Regions from separate parts of the Homo sapiens genome. Here all the other regions are linked to region 1. A link is a loop called in an ENCODE intact Hi-C map of the cell type or tissue named here. Cell type or tissue: sigmoid colon. All regions are shown on one strand.

The links. Hi-C counts contacts between places; a loop is a spot of excess contacts. Peaks named below come from ENCODE experiments on the same cell type or tissue, not always from the same donor. Only the 100,000 strongest peaks of a DNase experiment are listed, where the experiment ranks them.
Region 2: a loop joins it to region 1, with 5 times the contacts of the local background. A loop is called at or near these places in 6 of 110 quality-filtered maps.
Region 3: a loop joins it to region 1, with 9 times the contacts of the local background. A loop is called at or near these places in 4 of 110 quality-filtered maps.
Region 4: a loop joins it to region 1, with 2.6 times the contacts of the local background. A loop is called at or near these places in 5 of 110 quality-filtered maps.

The regions. Positions count from the first base shown.
Region 1 is chr17:15,454,852-15,459,851 of GRCh38, reverse strand. All of the region lies in intron 4 of TVP23C-CDRT4 (TVP23C-CDRT4 readthrough), which reads left to right. All of the region lies in intron 1 of CDRT4 (CMT1A duplicated region transcript 4), which reads left to right. Among named protein-coding and RNA genes, the nearest start is that of CDRT4, 10 kb to the left of the region's middle. In sigmoid colon, a CTCF peak has its summit at 2,448; DNase peaks (open chromatin) are centred at 2,011, 2,391 and 3,171; H3K27ac peaks cover 1,993 bases.
Region 2 is chr17:15,349,391-15,354,390 of GRCh38, reverse strand. No RefSeq gene overlaps it. Among named protein-coding and RNA genes, the nearest start is that of TEKT3, 10 kb to the right of the region's middle. In sigmoid colon, no CTCF peak of the experiment used is centred here; DNase peaks (open chromatin) are centred at 2,240 and 3,040; H3K4me3 peaks cover 710 bases; H3K27ac peaks cover 736 bases.
Region 3 is chr17:15,304,748-15,309,747 of GRCh38, reverse strand. TEKT3 (tektin 3) reads left to right here. Exons shown (of 9, transcript NM_031898.3): 8 at 930-1,084. It overlaps LOC124903932 (a long non-coding RNA gene), which reads right to left. Exons shown (of 3, transcript XR_007065634.1): 2 at 1,888-2,087. Among named protein-coding and RNA genes, the nearest start is that of TEKT3, 34 kb to the left of the region's middle. In sigmoid colon, no CTCF peak of the experiment used is centred here; DNase peaks (open chromatin) are centred at 784, 1,277 and 1,957; H3K27ac peaks cover 1,084 bases.
Region 4 is chr17:15,396,967-15,401,966 of GRCh38, reverse strand. No RefSeq gene overlaps it. Among named protein-coding and RNA genes, the nearest start is that of TEKT3, 58 kb to the right of the region's middle. In sigmoid colon, no CTCF peak of the experiment used is centred here; a DNase peak (open chromatin) is centred at 2,715; H3K27ac peaks cover 434 bases.

The DNA of each region.
Region 1 (5,000 bases):
GCAAAGGAGATCATTCCGTATGGCAGCATGGAAGTCATCTGCTGAGTGAATGAATGGAATTCTACCTCATTGGTTGGTGCATCTCTTTAGAAATGAACTCAGTAGAGGCTGGGCACGGTGGCTCATGCCTGTAATCCCAGCACTTTGGGAGGCCGAGGCGGGCGGATCACGAGGTCAGGAGATCGAGACCATCCTGGCTAACACAGTGAAACCCTGTCTCTACTAAAAATACAAAAAAAATTAGCCAGGCGTGGTGGCGGGTGCCTGTTGTCCCAGCTACTCAGGAGGCTGAGGCAGGAGAATGGCGTGAATCCAGGAGGCGGAGCTTGCAGGAAGCTGCGATCGCGCCACTGCACTCCAGCCTAGGTGACAGAGCGAGACTCTGTCTCACAAAAAAAAAAAAAAAAAAAAAGAAAAAAAAAGAAATCAACTCAATAGAGAAGCCTGGCTGTATACGTTCCTTGACACCTATCAAGAGTGAGAGAACAGTGTGGGGAGGGGCCTGAAGACAACAGTGCAAATGGCCTTCTCAGAGCCACCTTCAGAAAGGATGGCAGAGCCCCTGTTGGGGTGGGTGCTACAAGTCAAAAGAAGCTCCATTTGTCTTGTTGTTCATGAGTGGAGGGGAGGTTCCTGCCTCTTCTGCAAAAAAAGTTTTAGAAATCACCATGAAACAGTGGCCAAACTGAGGTAGAAAAAGTGTTCCTGAAACTGGAACCAAAAATTTCCAAATGACAGCACAGTTTGGCATAGCTGTTCTGAGTCTAGGAGCATAGGAGCCCTCACGCCATTTCTGTGACCTCCCCAAGGCAAATCATGAAAATTGCAGATTTTCTTTATTACCAAGTGAGGCAGTGACAGACCTGCTCAATGGTCCTTAAATTTTCATGAGCAACAGAATCCCCAGGAAGGCTTGTGAAAATAGATTGCTGGGCCCAGCCTGCAGAGCTTCTAGTTCAGTAGGCTAAGGTGGGATCCAATGAATTGCATTTCCAACAAACTCCCTGGTGTTGCTGCTGCTGGTGATGGTGATCCCAGAACCACCCCTTGACAGCCTCTGTCTGGATTATACAGGCTCCCCCACAGCAGGGACAGTATCCCTCCTGCTCACCTGGCTCAGTAGGAGGCCCTCAATAATTCAGATTAAATGAGTGGATTAATAAGCCTTCGGTGGTGTATCCCTCAGGGTTCAGGAATGGGTGAACACCGTGGCTGTCACGGGGATACAGGAGTGAAGGCCAGGATGAGACAGACTGTCATGCTGGACATTTAGTGGTTTGTTTCTTGGGCCTCTTCACAATGACCCGACTTGCCTCTGCTGCCGCCCAGCAGCCCCGCTACTGAGTAGGACTCTACTCAGAGCTTCTGGTGGCCAAGTGGTCATCTTTGGACTCTCTTCATTCTTCTCCTTGAACGTTCCTAATGTGAAGGTTCCCCCCTCCACTCTGACTGTGAGAAATCTTCCAACAATTCAGTTCAGGCCTGCATCTTCATGAATGGAATTTAGGTGGAATTTTAGGCAGAGGGACACAGTGACACAAAGGTGACACAGTGACACAGAAGTGATTTAAGGGGCAGTGTCTTTCCAAGATTCCTTATAGACCCCTGGGTAAAGCAAGTCCTTCCTCTCCACCCTCCAGAGCCAGAGGAAACAGGGTGGGACCCTGGCATATGGCTATTGAGAGATGGAATTCGTTAAGTCCCAGTAAAAGCGAAATGAATGTCGGTGGCCACATCCCATGCAGCACACACATCTTTTGGTTAGAAGGACTGTACCCTTGCCCTGCACACAGAGCCTTCTTTCTTCCTCAAGGAAAAGTGACTCTTTCACGGCCTGCTGGGAGGCAAAGGAAATGGAAAAGTCTCACAGCGTCCTGAGCCCCTCTCTGTTTCCTTCGGGCTTTCACAAGTTCAGCGGCCTTTGCACACAAGCTGGGTCCTGTGGGGGAACAGAGGGTTCTTTAGCTGGAGGCTGTGGACAACACTGCCCATGTTTCCCTGGGAGAGGAGAAGCCCCGTGCACTGACCTCCTAGCCTCGTCCCTGTCTTGGCAGCGTGTGGAGCATGTGGAGCCCCTCCTGGCCCTCCCTGTCTGTGGCCCCAAAAGCAAAGCAGCTCAGGGGGGCTTTTTTGAGAAGCTGCTGAGCTCAGACCCTGCTGGCTCCACATTCCTGGATGATGAGGGAGGGATTCCAGTGTTTACTTTGAACAATGTTTTCCTGTGTCTGAATTGACTGGGTGTTAAATTCTTCCAGATTTCTGGCTCCACGTTGCAGCTCCAACGGGACAGAAACAGGTTTACGGCAGTTGGCAAGAGAATGAAAGCAGGGCCCATCTGGGCACCTTCTGCGTCTAGAATATCCACTCTGTGGTTGCAAAGGCTGTTTAGCGCCCGCTCTGTGGGCTCCATGCCCAGGCAGGGTTTGTTGTGGTCTCAATTCACAGAGCTCTGCACTTGTGCCTTTCACATTTCCCACCCTAGAGGGCAAAAGTTAGCTTTTCTCTTTTGAAAACGCATCCGGGAATGAGAACAAGCTGAGTTTTTGGAAGGTCAGGGCTTGCAGTGTTTTCTTGGTGAGTACAAACCCAGAAGTCGGGCTCATAAGGAATTCATTTGGTGGGACATTAGGAAACTTCAGTACATTCCATTTCCTGGGGACTGCTGTGCCAAGAGGTTTCAGAGACATGCAGGAGGTTCGAGCTGGAAGGGAGACAGGGTGCAGCAGACCTCAATCCTCATTTTTACCCAGGAGGAAACCGAGGTACAGAGGCAAAGTAGCGCGAGGGCTGAGATGTTGGACTGGAAGGGCTCGTCCCTAGTGCATCTGGTTCGATCTCTTGGTGCTGAGCAGTGCGTAATCCCATCTCTGACCACACAACCTTGCAGAGGTTTAGGAAACATTCTCCTCTTTATTAAATGTTGGTAAATCAATGGCTTTAACAATGCAGAGAGCTTCAGAAAACAAACAGGATCGATTCCAAATTAAAGGCACTCTTTGGGTCCACCATGCACAATAGTTTCTGCGTTCTTGTGTTCTGGATTGGTGAGCAATTCAGGGAAAACTCCCATAGGACCCCATGATGACCAGGGCTCCACAGAGTCTTTGGTGGGGCGCCAGTCTCTAGGCAGGCAGCTGTCAGCCTCTGAATCAGAACAGCCCAAATCCAAGTCAGGCATGTGACAGGTGATGGCCTTAAAACTTACTCCATTCTAGACCCCGTGCTGTTGGATTCTGGAAACCTACTCCTGAGCCGTGTGTGTGTGTGTGTGTGTGTGTGTGTGTGTGTAAAGGAAGATTAGCGGCAATCTTCCTGGCTTCAGTGCCTAGGTGGAGTCCAAACAGTGTTTATGTAGTAGGGTTGAATAAAATAGTCCTATGACAGAACCTGACACTTTGATCTGGCTACTTTCACAAAGTCATTTTGGTGCCAAGAACATTTTTACTTAGTTTTCAAAAGAAACCATGAAAATGTCAGATCTCTATACCTCTCCAGTAATGTGTAAGGCAAGTACCCTAACTCCATCTCTGAGCCTTCCCCCCGTATCTTGCCCTACATCCATACCCCACCTGCAACCCCTCTAGTCATATTAGTATATCCACTGTGTCAAAATGACCTTGTCAAAATCTGCTTTGTTGGAAGGGCAGCTTCATTTTTGTAGTATGTTATAGGCCTAAATTCTTTACTTACATAGGTTCCCTTACTTTAGTAGAAATGGTGTCCTCTGGAGATGGAATGGGGAAGAAGGAATTATGCAGTGAAATTTCTCCCACTGCTGCCAGAGTAGAAGTCCTTCTCTGTCTCAGTTTTGTGGGTGAGATTTTTCCTTGATAGGTCTGCTAGGGGCTTTTTATTGGTTATCCCTTGGTGGGTAACAAAGCACTCCAAAGGTTAGTTGCTTTAAACAAATATTTGTTATCTCAGTTTCTGTGGGCCAGGAACCTGGGTATGCCTTAGCTGTCTGCCTCTGTCTCAGAGTCTCTCCATGAGGCTACAGTCATGATTTTGGCCAAGGATGTGGTCTCATCTGAAGGCTCAACAGGAGGAGAATCCACTTCCAAATTCACTCACATGGATATTGGCAAGATTAAGCTCCTCACAGGCTGTTGAACTAAAAACCCTAGTTTCTTGCTGCCTCTTGGCTGGAAAACTCCCTTAGTTCCTTGCCACATGGGCCTCTCCATAGGGCAGTTTGTAACATGGCAGCTGGCTTCCCTTAAGATGAACGAGAAAGAGAGTGTAAGAGAGTGCTCAAGATGGAAGCCAACTTTTTTTGTGACCTAATCTCAGAAGTGACATTCCATCACTTAGACCATATTCTGTTTATTAGAAGTGAGTCATTAGATGCAGTTCATACTCAGGGGAGGGGATTTCACAAGGATGTGAATACCAAGAGGTGAGATTATTGGAAGCCATCTTGCAGCCTGCCTAGGATAGGCCTTATGGGCCCAATTGCCATTCATCCTATTGGCTCTGTCACCTTTGCAGTTCTGTTAAGATGTGAGTTGTGAGGGGCAGAGGAAAACGATTTCCATGTTTACCCTTACTCCTCTTGGGAGGTAGATAGCTTTGTTGGCATAGCATCTAGAGACTTCTCAGGGGCAAAAAATTCTGAGTTTCTAAGCTATTAATTGTTACATTTACCCTCCACTCTCCCATCCCATCCCAGCTCCACTCCAAGGAAAGCAGATGAGCCCAAGACAGCATCCACACTTGTTTTCCTTTTCTCTGTGGTCCCTGTCATTCTCTGAACAACGTGACACTTTTGTTCTCTCTAGAGTTCATCTAGTCCTCACGTTGCATGCCATTGTTATCTAGTTTTCTTGTTTCCAGAATGAACCCCCAGTCATAAATCATAGAATAGAATGTATACCAATAGTTCAGGGTTCTTGGTGTTTACCAGAAAAGCTAACGGTTACAAAGCTCCTTATGGATCATGGAATACTTTTACTTACATCAATTGGATCATCATAACATACTATGGGGCAGGATGTTTCCCA
Region 2 (5,000 bases), 110 kb after region 1:
TGAGATAAGAAGAACCAATACAGTGTGGAGTTTATGACTCTTACTTTGGACTCAGACAAATAATTTACAGGGAAGTAGAGATATACATGTAGATATGTAGGTATGTAAGTGTGTGTATATGCGTATATATGTATATATCAATACCTACAGTATTTATATAAATACCTTTTATGTATGTATATATAAAGAGAATGTCTAGGTAGATATGCTCAGCAGATATGTGTAAGCAGGCCCCAGAGATTTAGGTAAGTGAGAAACATTACGGTATTTTGAGGCATGATGAAATTTGCTTTTTTTTTTTTAACTTAGAATTTTGAAGTTTCTTCCTTAAGGAAGTCTATAGGCAGTGGCGGATAGATCCTTTGTAGCAGATGGGAGATGGAGCTGCCTAGATGGGGTGATTTCAGGGATAGCGCACTCATATCTGCTCAATTTGGCCAGAAAGTGCTGTTTGCAGAATGGCACCAGAAATAAAATTCCAATGAGAATATTCGCACCAGGCCTCCCGGGTATAAGGGAGAGACCAAACGATGTTGGAGATACTTGTCTCAAGCACTTGGCTGACTTTGGGCAAATCAATTAAACTTTTTGGCCTCAATTTTCTCATCTAATGAGGGGGCTGAACTGGGGAGCTATTAAAATCCCTCTAGGTTTCACTTTCTGTGATTTGACTAACTTCAATTCCATTATCTGAAACCTCTTCTCAAAGAAAATGTGTGCTTCATAGAGCAGATGAGGGAGGAACAGGAGAGATTTGAAGGTTCCTCTTAGAGACTTTAAAACATTTAAAGTTAAATTAGACCTATAAATAACTACTTTTAAAATCTCACTAGCCAAAAATTGGCAGCTGTTTATAATATAGCTTATGAACGCATAAAAATATGCACCTCAAACAAAGGAAATCAATAAAGAAGATAGTTTCTTTGCCTTTAAAAAGCCTTAAGATTAACATACAGTAAGATCATCTGTATAAAATTTAAGATCTAGTATCATTGCTCAAATCCAAGTAAACTGCTCATTTGTAATAAAGTTTGTATGGGTTCGCAGACCTCATCCTTGGCTTACTGAATCAGTTCCTCTTGGGATGAGACCCTGAAATCTACATTTTAAAAGCTCTCTGGGCAATTTTGATGTGTCTTGTCCTGCACTAGGGAATGTACTAGCAGAGGAGATATGTCTGTGTAGTGTGACTCTGATGAGCTAATTATTGGCTTTTGAGGAGCACTTAGGATTTTTATGAGTATTTCAGAGAAGTGCAGAGTGGGAGAGGGGGAGGTGATGTTGATTCCAGGCAAACATGAATTGTATTTGTTTGCATTTGCTTGTGGCTATAAAATATTGACCTTCCATTTTCAATATGGAGAATTGTAGAGTTGGTACCTCTCATCTCCATACCCTACCTGGCCTGATACCCCAAAGATTGTTCGACCTGCATTTCTGAACAAAATATCTGCCCTGAATTCCTGTCTCTTTTTTGCCCCTAGTGATCTGGGCTGGGTCAAAAGCTCCTTTTTAATCTAGATAGAGAACAAGCCCTAAACAGCATGCCTCAGTTTCTGGTCTAGCCTGATTCTTTCATCACTAGAACTAAAGTGCTTTCTTGAGTAAAAGACATTGAAAGACTTAAAAGGCAACTGTAAACTCAAGGGCTCCAACACTCCTAGTATATAGACTCTTCCCTCATTGTTTCTACTATCTGCTCCCCAACTTGATAGCCCCATCTTGGCTGCTGCAAATGAGAGGAAGACAGAAGATATGGAAGACAAAAGGAGGTTCAGCTGCTTTTTCTACCTCAGGTAAGAACACTAGTCTGCTTCCTTTCAGCTTTTTAATATCTCAAATAGATTCCCTCATCTTCATTATCCAACTTATATGAATGCTAATTTGGCTCCATGTTGCTTCTACTCAAATCATTATGGCCTCTTTGATAATTTTCAGGGCCCTTTCCCTAAATAATTCAGCAATAAATGGCCAGAAAATTAGGTCCCTCAATGAGGTGATTCCTAGCTTGTATTTTAGGCTTTTTGAGGACCAGAGACATCCCATTACCTTGAGTAATGAGGATTATAGGAAGGAATCACATAGAATTAAGAAATGCCATGGAAATGGGAGCATGTTTGCAAACGACAAAGTCCTTCAGAATGTAAGAAGGCTCCAGTGAGAGTTATCTCATTGCTTCTTGGCAGATCGAGTCGTGAATCTCAGCCAGAGTTTTGCAATATCAAATATGATGACTCAGTCACTCTCTATATGACTCAATATCAAACCCCATGAGAGAGAGGATCTGCCTAGGTTGGCACTTGAGCTATGCCACCTCAATCCACTGGCCAGTCCACAGAGGGGCCACCTTTGAGCTGGGTGTTTACCTGTGGTCCAAACATTCATGGCCAATAAATGGGGGTGGGGAACACACCACATAAAACATGGCCACTGTCTTAGGTCAGGTTCACCAGAAGAAGACTCCAAGGATTAGTGTGAAAGTGATTTATCAAGAAATGTTCTACTGGGAAAAACTGGGAAAGAAATGGGGAAGTAGGATCTATTATAGAAGGGAAGTTGGGAGATGCAGGAATGTGGTATCCAGCAAAGTCCCAGGAGGGTAACTTTGGTTCATTCCCACAGGAGGAGCTCTGGAAACAGGGTAGGTCATGCCTCAGAGGGTCACGCCTCAGGAGAAGAGCATCTGGGGTATTTATACCCCAGAACTCATTAGTCTTTGGTTATGGATTGGCCTGAGGCACAAATTCCCAAGCACTTCCAGGCTTTCTTGCCTAAGCAAAGTAGATTCTGGCAGCCTGAGGACAGTTCATCTTCAAGGAGATGTAAGAATAAGCATACGGGGAGTCTGTGCTCAGGAAAATGATCAAAGGGTCCGAGGAGACATGGGTTGAAGTGTGGACAGCGTCTGCTATAGCTTCGTAAAGAGATAGCTAGAGAGGCTTCCTTCCCCAGGGGCCCACAGTCAGCACGCACACCCTAAGCTGAATAGATTCTTCCCTATATAGCCTGACAAGCTGTGTTGGAAGCTTGCGCTAAGGTTGTGGAAGACTCAGCCCGCTATCTGCCACCTTCATCTCCACAGCCTGGCAACCTCATAACTGGCTGACTGAAGCGAACGTAAATTAGACAAAGACCAGCACAAATCAGACTCAAGTTAACACACGCCAGACTCTGGCTGTTTCTGGTTTATAAACAAAAGATAAACTATTTCCAACAATGTCAACAAAAATAAATTAACTTTCTTATTAAATCACTGAGAAATGACATTTCAAATATTTTATAAAAATACAGCACATCTATCTATATCCAACTCTGCTTTTGTTTCCACAAACTCTTGTCAGTTTAAAGATCTACACAATTTTCTCTGTAGCCCGTAAATGAAAACTTTCAGTTTTTCCTGGCTGGCAGTGCTTTTTCCTCTTCTGAGCTCCGAAGAGACTGGGTTTCTTTCTGATGGCTTTGACCACACCAGAGCCTGCACTGTAGGATTTTTGCCCACGTCCCACCAAATGTTAACCTCTTAAGGACAGAAACAGGGGCCCATTCACAGTGATACAAACATTTAACAGCTGAATCTCTGGGGAAAAATGTATGTATCTGTACATAATGTTTATTATATTTTAATGATATTAAACAATTCTTAGCTTATAATTTATAAATAGTAATAAAATATACAAATACTCTGTATTATAAATTCCATATAGCCAGTTGGTTTTTACAGAATTATTTTGTTGATTTTTGCCAAACTCTTGTATTTCTAACCAACCTGTAGTTGCAATTAATGAATAAGAGGAGTCCAACATGAATGTTGGTTGACAGCTCCGTTCACATTAACAAGACAAAAATGAAGATGTATATGGAAACTTTAATGACACGAATGACTTCTTTGCTGAATCAGATAATTATTTTCAAATAGTGGGAGAATGTAGCTTCAATTTGTGTGTGTGTGTGTGTGTGTGCCTGTCACAATTTCATGGCTACAAACAGGAGATACTTTAATGTGCATTATACTTTCCATCACTTTCTTGAGTTTAGACAATCAACAAAACTATAAATCAAGCCTTGCTTTGTGGCTATTGATCATTTCCATAATGTAAATACTCCCACTGTAGTCATTTTCAAGCTACCAATGTTGCTGATGTCAGAGTTGGGAAGAGATGCTCAGTAGTACATCACGATAAAGTGTTTCCATTATAAAGATACAATAGATGAAAATAAACTTCAAGACATAAAACAATAAAATATTGTGAAATAATTAGAAGGTGATAAATTTTGGGTATCTGTTGCCATTGTTTTAATATAATTTACTAAACAGTAAATTTATATAATGTAGTTTTTAATAAAGGCTGTGCTTAATGAGCTTGCAAAATTCTTGAAAATTTAACAATAGTCTTGCAAGCCAGTATGACCCAGTTCCAGTACACCACTGTCACTCACATTTCATAATTCATTGTCTTGCATGCTACTGAGAGTTACAAATTGTTCAGTGATTGCATGACTGATGGTAAATTAGAGATGTTGACTCTCTGATTCTGTTTGACATGCTCTGTCTTCCTCTTAAGAAGATTCTAACTTCTTACTAGTGGTAGTAGCTGAGCTCAAAAGGTAATTGTTCTAAACTAATAAAGGTCCTATTGGCTTATCTGGATGAAACACCATGTACCTCTGATAAGATATCAGCCTCCTTAGACCAGTTTGTGTCCTTCTGTTAGTAGTAGTCAATGTTTCTTTATAATACTCGGTTTCTACAGAATCATAGAGAGCATATTATAAATGCCCTCAGATCTTAAAATGTCAGATCTTTTTAGGTAGCCTTGGTATAGTTCCCCGTTTTTTAAATACATAGTACAAAATACAATCTATAACACAACACTATCCATAATCCAATGGTTACCATTTAATGACTCTTAACAACATTAAACCAAGCATTTTTCCCCACTCTAAGTATCCCATCTGTGTTTCTATCTGCTTCTTTAGGTTATAAGGATCTCCCTATAATG
Region 3 (5,000 bases), 150 kb after region 1:
ACTGGGTGGGTGGGAAGTGAAGGCAGTGGGCACAGCCATGGTTGAATACATTTGGCAGAGGACTCAGTTGGGACTGGATGGGAGAGTGGTGGTAAAAACATAGGGTTTCCAAAAAAAAGATGATTCTTGGTTGTGTCTCCAGGCCATGGAAGGGAACCCAGGAAGAGGGACAGTAATGGGGAGGATGTGGAGCTACAGGAGTGCAGAGATCAAGATGCGTGGAGAAGGGAGGCTTTTCAGAGCATAGGACAGGGACTCTCTTTACAGAGAAAGAGGAGGGAGAACCAAAGGGGGATCCATGTTTACGCAATTTGGGGTGGTGGCCTCTTTAAGAAAAAACGAATACAAAATCAGGAATACAAAACTGCCAGTACTCCTCTATTGCAAGTGAGGTACCTGAAACTGAAGCCTGATTCTCTGCAAGGGAAATCCTCTGTGAGCAGGAAAGCAATGCTCAAGTTGGTAGGAAGAGAAAGTGGGAAGAGATGCACAGATATATGGATGTGAGGAGGGAGATCAGGGCCACTCAAAGCCTCACTTTTATCAGAACACAGAGGTGTGCTGGTCAGTAATTAACAACGGCCATTGGGGGCAGCTTGCAGGGAGCCCCTAATTTGGAGCATTTGCCAATTTCTGTAGTTGAAATACTCCCACCCTGGCTGATTTCCAGCTACCAAAATGAGGTTGCCAAGCCTAGGGTTGGGGAGAGAGGCGCCGCCCACTCTCCAGAGCAGGTGCATGCCAGCTCCAGTGAGACACGTGGGTTCCCTGGGGCAGGGCTGGAAAGGATAGACGGTCTTGGTGAAGCAACTTCCTCATCAGCGAGGTCAAGGCACGTGCTGGACATGGAGTGGACAGGCAAGAGGTGGGAGGCGGGTTGTTGAAGGGACCACACCAAAGCCTCAGGCAGTTGCTTCTCTTTGTCACAGACCCTGCAGGAGATTTTCCAGACTGAAATGACCATAGAATCCATCAAGAAGGCCATCAAGGACAAGACTGCCTTCCTGAAGGTGGCTCAGACCAGACTGGATGAGCGCACAAGACGGCCGAACATTGAGTTGTGCCGAGACATGGCTCAGCTACGGTAAGGTGGGAGGGGAAGGCTCGGGGCTCGCTCGGAGGGCCACCAGACCAACTGTGGTGCCTGGCTCTTTAGAAAGCTGCTTTCTGCCCATACGCAGCATGTAGGAGCCTTCTGTGAGAATGGTAGTAATGGGGAGATGTTGAATGCAGAAGAGTTTCAGTGTGGGATGATGAAACAGTCCTGCAGATGGATGGCGGTGACGGTTGCACCAACAGTGTGAATGTACTTAATGCCACTGATCTGTACACTTAAGATTGGTTAAAGTTTTATGTTATGTATATTTTACCACAAATCCTTAAAAAAGGAAAGGACATCAACGCTACACACACAAAAAGTGCTATTAAGCCTTTAACTCATTCGGGGAGGCCAGTGTGGTGTTCGGGTTCTTTTGCATGTTCTTGGAGTCTTCGGAGTTTCCAGAACTCCTGTCTTATAAGCAGCAGTTTGTGACTTTCTGTGTATTTCTCAGCATGGGGAACGCGACAGAAAAGGGACTTTCAGTACCAATTCCACTGACTCCTATCTACTCATTTGCTGTCTTTGTGACTGAGGATCTCATTTAAGTTTATTTCAATGTGTTTCATTCTCAGTAGAAATCAAAGCCAGCTGGTCTTCATCGAGCACAGCTCCTATATATACACAGCAGGAGGAATCTGACCCCACAGTTTATCTACTAAACACTACATGAATTTTATTATTATTTTCACTTTGAAGATTCATTTTGGGATGGACTTGTAATGAACTGGCCAAGATTCCCTCCCTACCCCCGCCACAATCCGGCTTCATTTCCAATTTCCCAATACCTGTGAGTCTGCCTTTTCTTTCTGGGTTTCATCATTGCTATTCTTAGGTCCTAAGATGCTCCATGCAGAAGTAAATCAACTTGATAGCAACTGGAGGAGCCAAGGGCAGTGCGTGAACTCCAGAAGCCTTTCTGGTGCAGTGGGGAGATGCCACTCGCTCTGCTTCCACGATAAAATTCTCTTATCTTGAAGGATTGATCCTAAGGATAAAATAAAGAAATAAGTGGTGGTTTGAGACAGTGGATTTCCTGAAATGGAAGGAAGGGGGATCTTGTGAGGCCAACATTGATGATGATGATAATAATAGTAAAGATAATGATGGCGATAATCAATGCAATGATAATAATAGCTGCTACCATCTCTTAACCTGACTCGATGCTGGGCACTGCCCTAAGCACTTTATACTATCTCATTCATTACCTTCATATTACAAGTGAGGAAACTGAGGCAGGAGTGGGTGAGTGGCTTGGCCCAGGCCACATTTAGTGGTGAGAGAGCTGCAGTTTGAGTCTTTGCCTGTCTCACCCCAGAGTTCTATTCCACCAAGCCATTTGCTTCTCTTTCTCCTGTGTTTTACGTTGTGTAATGCATTTACCATCCCCCTGTCAGGTACCTGATCTCATTTGAGAAGAGTTGGCAAAGTAAATGCTGCATGCTCATCTCCCTCTCACACAGAGGATGAAACTGAAGGTCACAGAGGAGATCATTATGATGAAACACCTTACGTGTATAGCACGCATGTTGTCTGTGTTGAGTGCCATGAAGCGTGCTTTAGGTTGTACGCAAATGATCTTCATTTCCAGGATGAGTTGTATTTCTCCTGGTGGAGCTGTTATCTAGGCCATAGCCACAGAAGAGATCACTCAGGCTGCATGTTTTTCAAAGTGGGTTCCATAGAACCCCTCTTCATGCACAGCTCATTATTTAGGATAAGCAGCTCTCCACTCCAGAGACTACATGGGCCCCTAGACAGCCAACTGGAGGCACCTCTCTGCTTTAGAAGAACCCAGCAGTGAGTGCACACCCACTTGGCCTATTAGAGTTAGATCACCAGTTTTGACTTTATGTAAATGTTATTAGGAGAAGCTGAACTGATGTTTCGTTCTCCAAAAATCTCTGCAGAGTCATCAAAAGTGGAGATGGGAACAAATAAATTGTTTATACTGCCGTTAGACAGACACAGGGTTGCTTTTAAAATGAGTTTTGGGTAGTGGTCTAATAGGACTTCGGAATTATCAAACAATGAGGCATTCACAGCTTCTCCTGAGGAGCTGAATGATTTTTACTCTTTTTTTTTTTTTTCCTATTCCTGGCTAAACAGAATTTGCTTTTCTTTCACTTCCTGCCGACTTCATGGTATGTCTATTTCCTCTGCTCCTTTACTGACTTTTGAACAAAACCTACTTTTGTTTCTGTCAAGTTTTCTTGTTAAAATATCCTTGCCAAAAATCTTTAGGATTATTATTGGGGGAGGGGATTACTTTCCTTTTTAAATGGATGGTTCTGAAAGCAGCCCTTCGGCGGTCTAGATTTAGAAAAAATAAAGATCATAAACTAAGGGGAGTGGGGACTGAGAAAAATTGCTGTTTTCATTTCAAGACTTACTTTTATTTAAAAATGTTCTAAACGAGTTATTTCAAAAGTGATTCTAAACATTCTTGGCATTTTTGGTGGCAGGCCAGACAGACCAGGCTCTGCTCTACTTAAATAATCTTTATGTATATATATATGCACACACACACACACACACACACACACACACACACACACATATATATAAATAAACTGTGGTAGCTTTATTTGTATTTGAATGCAAGACATTTTGTGGTTCTGTAATTCCAAAAAAAAGAAGAAAGAAAGAGAAAGAGTGACTTCAGCAGAACAGCTCTCTGCAATCAGCCAAGAACAAGGAAACTGGGAGTGAAATAGGGCCTTGAAGATGATGAAAAATATATTTCTAATTAACGATGAGAGAAGTGGAAGCATGTTATTCCCTAGTTGTGTCCATGCAGCAGTGTGAAAACAAGTATTCTAACTGCCTACGTTCTATATCTCGATTTTTTTTTTTTTTTTAGCATTGATGTTTTGACATGTATATTTTCAAATGTTCCCTCCCAGATAAAATTTCCACTAGACTCGTATTTGGCTGAAAGGAGTAAAGACACATATATCATCCTGCTCTGTTTCCTACGTTGGGGTTCAGGGTTCCTGTTGAAGCCAGGGAGGGTGGGAGACAAGAGGCAGGCCCCGTGTGATTGTAAACAATCCACCATCAAAAATCCCATTACCAGCCATCTGCGGCAGCCTCGCCGAAGATGTATTTCTTTGCTAGTGATATTTTATACCCTGGGATCTTTAAAAAGCCTTTCTTTTTTAATTCAGTTTGGCCTAAACAATAACAAGAAATTTGCTTTCTGATGAGTTCTCAGGTTTTGTGTTTACCGTCCCCAGACAAAACCAAACTTTGGCACTTAAACTTTAATTCTTCCCCTCCCCATTGGAAAGCAGGAGACAGTAGAGCTTGTAAGATGAAAGGTGTTGCACAGCGTGGATATGTTCCCATGGCCTGTTGTTGCTTCAATCAGCCTGCGTGGGGGCCTTTACCACAGCCTTCCTCTTCTTAGGCCACCTACAAGTGGCTTGGAAGCGAATGCTCCAGGCTCCGTCCTGCCTTTCCTTCCTTTTTATTGCCTTGGGTCTGGGTCTTGTTCTTAGTAGATCCCATGGATTCAGACCTTGGGCAACTCTCTACCTCCCAAGACGTCCTCCGTTTCACCTAGGGCATGAAAGTTGGTCTTCACCCAATAAGTAGTTTTTGCACACCTGTATTTTTGCAGGAGCGGCTGTGGATGTAGCCCTGGGCAAGGACAGCAGATGTTGCAAGCAGACAATCACAAGACCCTGAGTGCCGTAAAAGGCTTGGTCCTTTTGGAAGTCACAACACTGGGCAGCAGATGGTTTCCGGTTTAAGGGAGGGACTTCCGGAAGAAGTGTTAATTCACCTAGGATTTGAGGATGGGATAAATTAGCGGGATGAAGAATGGGTTAGGAGCATTCTGAGCTTAGGGGACAGCAAGAGTGAAGCCCTCGAGGTCTGAGAAATTGCAAGCATA
Region 4 (5,000 bases), 58 kb after region 1:
GATGAATAACAGCAGAGACGATAGCCAAAGCCAACACCATAGATATCTCAAAGGTTCAGCTTATACAATTATGACTCAAAAATTAAAGTTGAGCAAATTTCCATTTGATGGGTGCCAAAATTGTTGTGCCCAGATCAGCTGAAAACAAGGGCAGAGCTTTCAATGGAAATTTTAAACAGGTGGGATCAAGATCCTGAAGCATTTCTTCAAATACTTATAACAGCAGATAAAACACAGCTTTACTAGAATGATCCTGAAGACAAATTATAATCAGAGCAGTGGCTACCAAGAGGTGGAAGGGGGCCAGTCAAAGCAAAAGCGGACCAGTCAAAGGCAAAGGTCATGGTAACAATATTTTTTGGATGCTGAAGGCATTTTGCTTGTTGACTTTCTGGAGGGCCAAAGAACAATAACATCTGCTAACTATGAGAGTGTTTTGAGAAAGCCAAAGCTTTAGCAGAAATACGCCTGGGAAAGCTTCACCAGAGAGTCCTTTCTACCATGACAATGCTCCTGCTCATTCCTCTCACCAAACAGGGAAATTTCGTGAGGGTTTCGATGGGAAATCATTAGGCATCTACCTTACAGTCCTGATTTGGCTCCTTCTGTCTTTGTTTTTTCATTCCCTAATTAAAAAAAATGTAAAGGGCACCCATTTTTCTTCAGTTAATAATGTAAAAAGACTGCATTGGGGCCGGGTGTGATGGCTTATGCCTGTAATCCCAGCACTTTGGGAGGCCGAGGCAGGTGGATCACCTGAGGTCAAGAGTTTGAGACCAGCCTGGCCAACATGGTGACCCCATCTCTACTAAGAATACAAAAAATTAGCTGGGCATTGTGACGGGCGCCTGTAATCCCAGCTACTTGGGAGGCTGAGGCAGGAGAATGGCTTGAACCCAGGAGGCGGAGGTTGCAGTGAGCCAAGATCATGCCATTGCACTCTAGCCTGGGTGACAGAGTGAGACTCTGTCTCAAAAAAAAAAAAAAAAAAAAAAAAAAGACTACACTAACATGGTTAAATTCTCAAGACCCTCATCTCTTTCTTTCTTTTTTTTTTTTTTTTGAGACGGAGTCTCACTCTGTCACCCAGGCTGGAGTGCAGTGGCGCAATCTCGGCTCACTGCAAGCTCCACCTCCTGGGTTCATGCCATTCTCCTGCCTCAGCCTTCCGAGTAGCTGGGACTACAGGCGCCCGCCACCACGACTGGCTAATTTTTTGTATTTATTTTTTTAGTAGAGATGGGGTTTCACCGTGTTAGCCAGGATGGTCTCGATCTCCTGACCTTGTGATCCGCCCACCTCGGCCTCGCAAAGTGCTGGGATTACAGGCTTGAACCACTGCGCCCGGCCAAGACCCTCATTTCTTTAAGGATGGACTAAATGGCTGGTATCATTGCTTACAAAAGTGTGTTGAACTTGATGGAGGTTATGTTGAGAAATAAAGATTACATTTTTAACATTTATGTTTTAATTCCATTTTTTCCACGAACAGTTTGAAGTCTCCTGGTACTTGTCTCTAGCACCCTGGCATAACACTTGCCACACAGAGGATACCCATTTACCTGGTTGCATCTTCTATAGCTTCTAATCTCCTGTAGTACAGGGCCAAGGCTACTTGCTTTTCTTGAACCCCCAGCATCTAACCACAGAGTTTGCATAGAGAAGGGACTCAATGCATACTTAAGAAATGAGCAAATTGATCATGCACTCCAATGTGAGACCACAGTCACCCTGTTCCTGCTTTCTTGGGTCCGAATTTTGGGATGCTGCCCTCCCTCTAATGGATCTGATTAAATCTGGGGTCTCAGTTCAGGTTATTTATTTATTTATTTATTTATTTATTTATTTATTAGTAGTAGTAGTAGTATTGAGAACAAGTCTCACTCTGTTGCCCAGGCTAGAGTGAGTGCAGTGGCAGGATCTTGGCTCACTGCAACCTTCACCTCCCGGGTTCAAGCAATTCTCATGCCTCAGCCTCCTGAGTAGCTGGGATTACAGGTGCATACCGCTACGCTTGGCTAATTTTTGTGTCTTAGTAGAGATGAGGTTCTACCATGTTGCCCAGGCTGGTGTCGAACTCCTGGGCTCAACTGATCCACCCGTCTCAGCCTCCCAAAGTGCTGGGATTACAGGCATGAGCCAGGAAGTCTGGCCAGTTCTGGTTATTTGAATCAAGGCCCAAACTCTCCACCAATCAAGGCCCATAACTCCAACAATATAGGTAGAAGGAAGGAATAACCCGCCAACCTGGGTCAGTTCTTCCTTGCCTGTCTCTGGGGCACCTGGCGGATTAGAGCACAGTGTATACCGGATGTGTGCATGGGGAAGGGCAGGAGCTCAGAACAGAGCTGGACCTCGGCAGTTCTCCCTAATGTTCAGAAATAGATCCGATACCAGGGTGTCATCAGTCAGTGTAGGCCCAGGGGTATGAAGCTCTTCTTACTGAGTGTCTTAACCCCAAGCATCTTCTGTTTTCTCTGGGGGAAATAAGAACATCAGGCTGAGGGCTGCGTTTGTCTGATTGACACCGTACCTCCATATCCCAACACAGACCCAATGGGAAACGTGTGACACGACAGAGGACGTAGCTCAATGAATGTACTTCATAACTTGCCAAGTGGGAAAGAGTGAAGGGACACCAGTTTCTCTCCCCAGGGCTTTGGCCAGCCCTGGCAGACAGAACAAGACACTGGAGGAAGCTCAGTGACTCACGTGGCCCTGGAATGGCTCACAGTCAACAGAGGCTGCTGAGACATCCGTTAAAAGCCATCTCTGTGTGTGTCTAGAGAGCTGCACTCTGTAGTGGCAGGCACAGTGACCAGGAGTCTATTATACAGCCGGGGAGGGGAGGTACATTCAGGGGAGAGAGAACATGGCAGCAAAGAGCAGACGGTCACTTGGGATTCCCAGTTAAAGAGGCAGCTTGGCCACATGTTTGTGGAACTCTATCAACATTACAGAGAGGGGTTAAGGAACAAAAAGGCAGAAAGCTGCGAGGATACAGAAAAGGAGGGTGGAGTCAGTTGCAGCAGCTTTTTGGAAGGTATAAAGCACATGGACAAATAGCAACTGATTTAGCAGATGTAGAAAGCTCCTTGCTAACCATGAGTGAAGAAAGACAAAAAGCAGGTCCAATTTAGACCACAGAACCCTCTAATGGCCCAGGAATGGCAGCACCATGTGCCCTTAGAAGCAGAGGTCAAAAAAAGGGAACATGCCTTGAAAAACTGTTTAAGAAAATGTTAGAGACCCCCCCCCACCATTTCCTCCTCCATCTGCACAGCCAGGACACTGCCTGTACCCCGTGCTGATAGGAAACCAGACATTATTTTTCCTTCTGGAGATGGTGAAACTGAAGGTCTCTGGGCTGAGCGACACCGGGCACAATGAACCAATTCTCAAATGGCTGTTTTGGAACATTTCCCAGTGGCGGTGAGCTGAGTCCTGCAGGAGATGGTGGCCCTGAATTGATGAAGAGGGAGGAGGTTTTATAATGGGGGAAGTGACTCATGACAAAGCACAGATGCCAGAAAAGACCAGTTGTCTGCGGTGGTTGTTAATGAGATGGGCTTGGCTGGTGCTAATGGAGACAGTGAGAGGTGACAGGAATGAGAGATGAAGGTGAACTGGGATCTGAGGACAGTGATGAGGCTCAGACGGGGGATTGAAGATCTCTGCTGGGTTCCGAAGCAAGAAAGCAAAAGACTGAAGCAGCCTTTGATGAAGACGTTTCTGCACCTGAATGTGTAGATTGGGGTCTGGAGAAGCTGGTAGCAGGGACCCCAGGAAAAAGCCTTTGACTATAACCAAGGGATATGGCAACGAAGGGCTAGGACAGGGGTGGGGTGGTGGTGAGAGCAAGCACACTGGCAAACCCTTCGCCTGGCCATGGCAAGTGCTTGCCCATTCCCGTGACTCTGCTCATTTGCTCTCCAAGGACACTGCTGCTCTTCATAAATGCAAATATTTTTGGCAGGTCAGAACACTAGATTTATGAAAGCAAAATCTCAGTTCTTTGAATTATTGAAGGAATCCTTGCCAAAAAATGAACTTGAATTTAAACAGAAAATACATACGGTCTTAAGAGACTTCTTGATCTGTTATCAGTCTTCAACCAACCACAGAGAACTGAATGTGCTGTTCCCTCACATTCAGAGGGGCAGAGCCTGTCCAGAAAGGCAGGGCGTCACCCTTCCCCCACCCCAGTTATTAGGTCTGCAGCCTCCCCTAGATCCTCTCTGCCCTATCCTCTCCCACCCTTCCTTCAGGCCCGACTGTCTCCTCTCTAACGCTGACCCTGAGTCCCTCAGCCCGAGTCAGCACAAGGCTTACCAGAGCACCTTTTGGCAGGTATTAAGTGCATAAGAAACCCAGTTTTTTTCTTTTTTCTTTCTTTCTTTTTGTTTTCTTTTTCTTTTTTCTTTTTTCTTTTTTTTTTTTTTTTGAGACAGGGTCTCACTGTGTTGTCCAGGCTGGAATGCAGTGGTGCAATCTCAGCTAACTGCAACCTCCATCTCCCGGGTTCAAGCAATTCTCCTGCCTCAGTCTCCTGACCAAGCTGGGATTACAGGCGCCCGCCACCATGCCTGGGTAATTTTTGTATTTTTAGTGGAGTCGGGGTTTCAACATGTTGCCAGGCTGGTCTAGAACTCCTGACTTCACGTGATCCATCCACCTCGGTCTCCCAGAGTGCTGGGATTACAGGAGTGAGCCACTGCGTCTGGCCCCAGTTGTTGTTTTTCATTATCATGGCAAAATCCGTGATGGAACAACCTTTGACTTACCAGGGAAGCTGGACTCAGAGTGGCCTGCATCACAGAGCTAATTGCGTGAGCTCAGTAGGTGGGCAGAGAATGCTATTGACCAATTTTTTTCATCCTTCTTTATTCCAGTTCCAGGACATGGTGTCCAGTCTTGTACCAAAGTTGCTTCTTTTTGCCTAGAGTCTAAAGGATGAAACCAGATAGCCTTCCCTCTTATAACATTGGAAATCACACTGG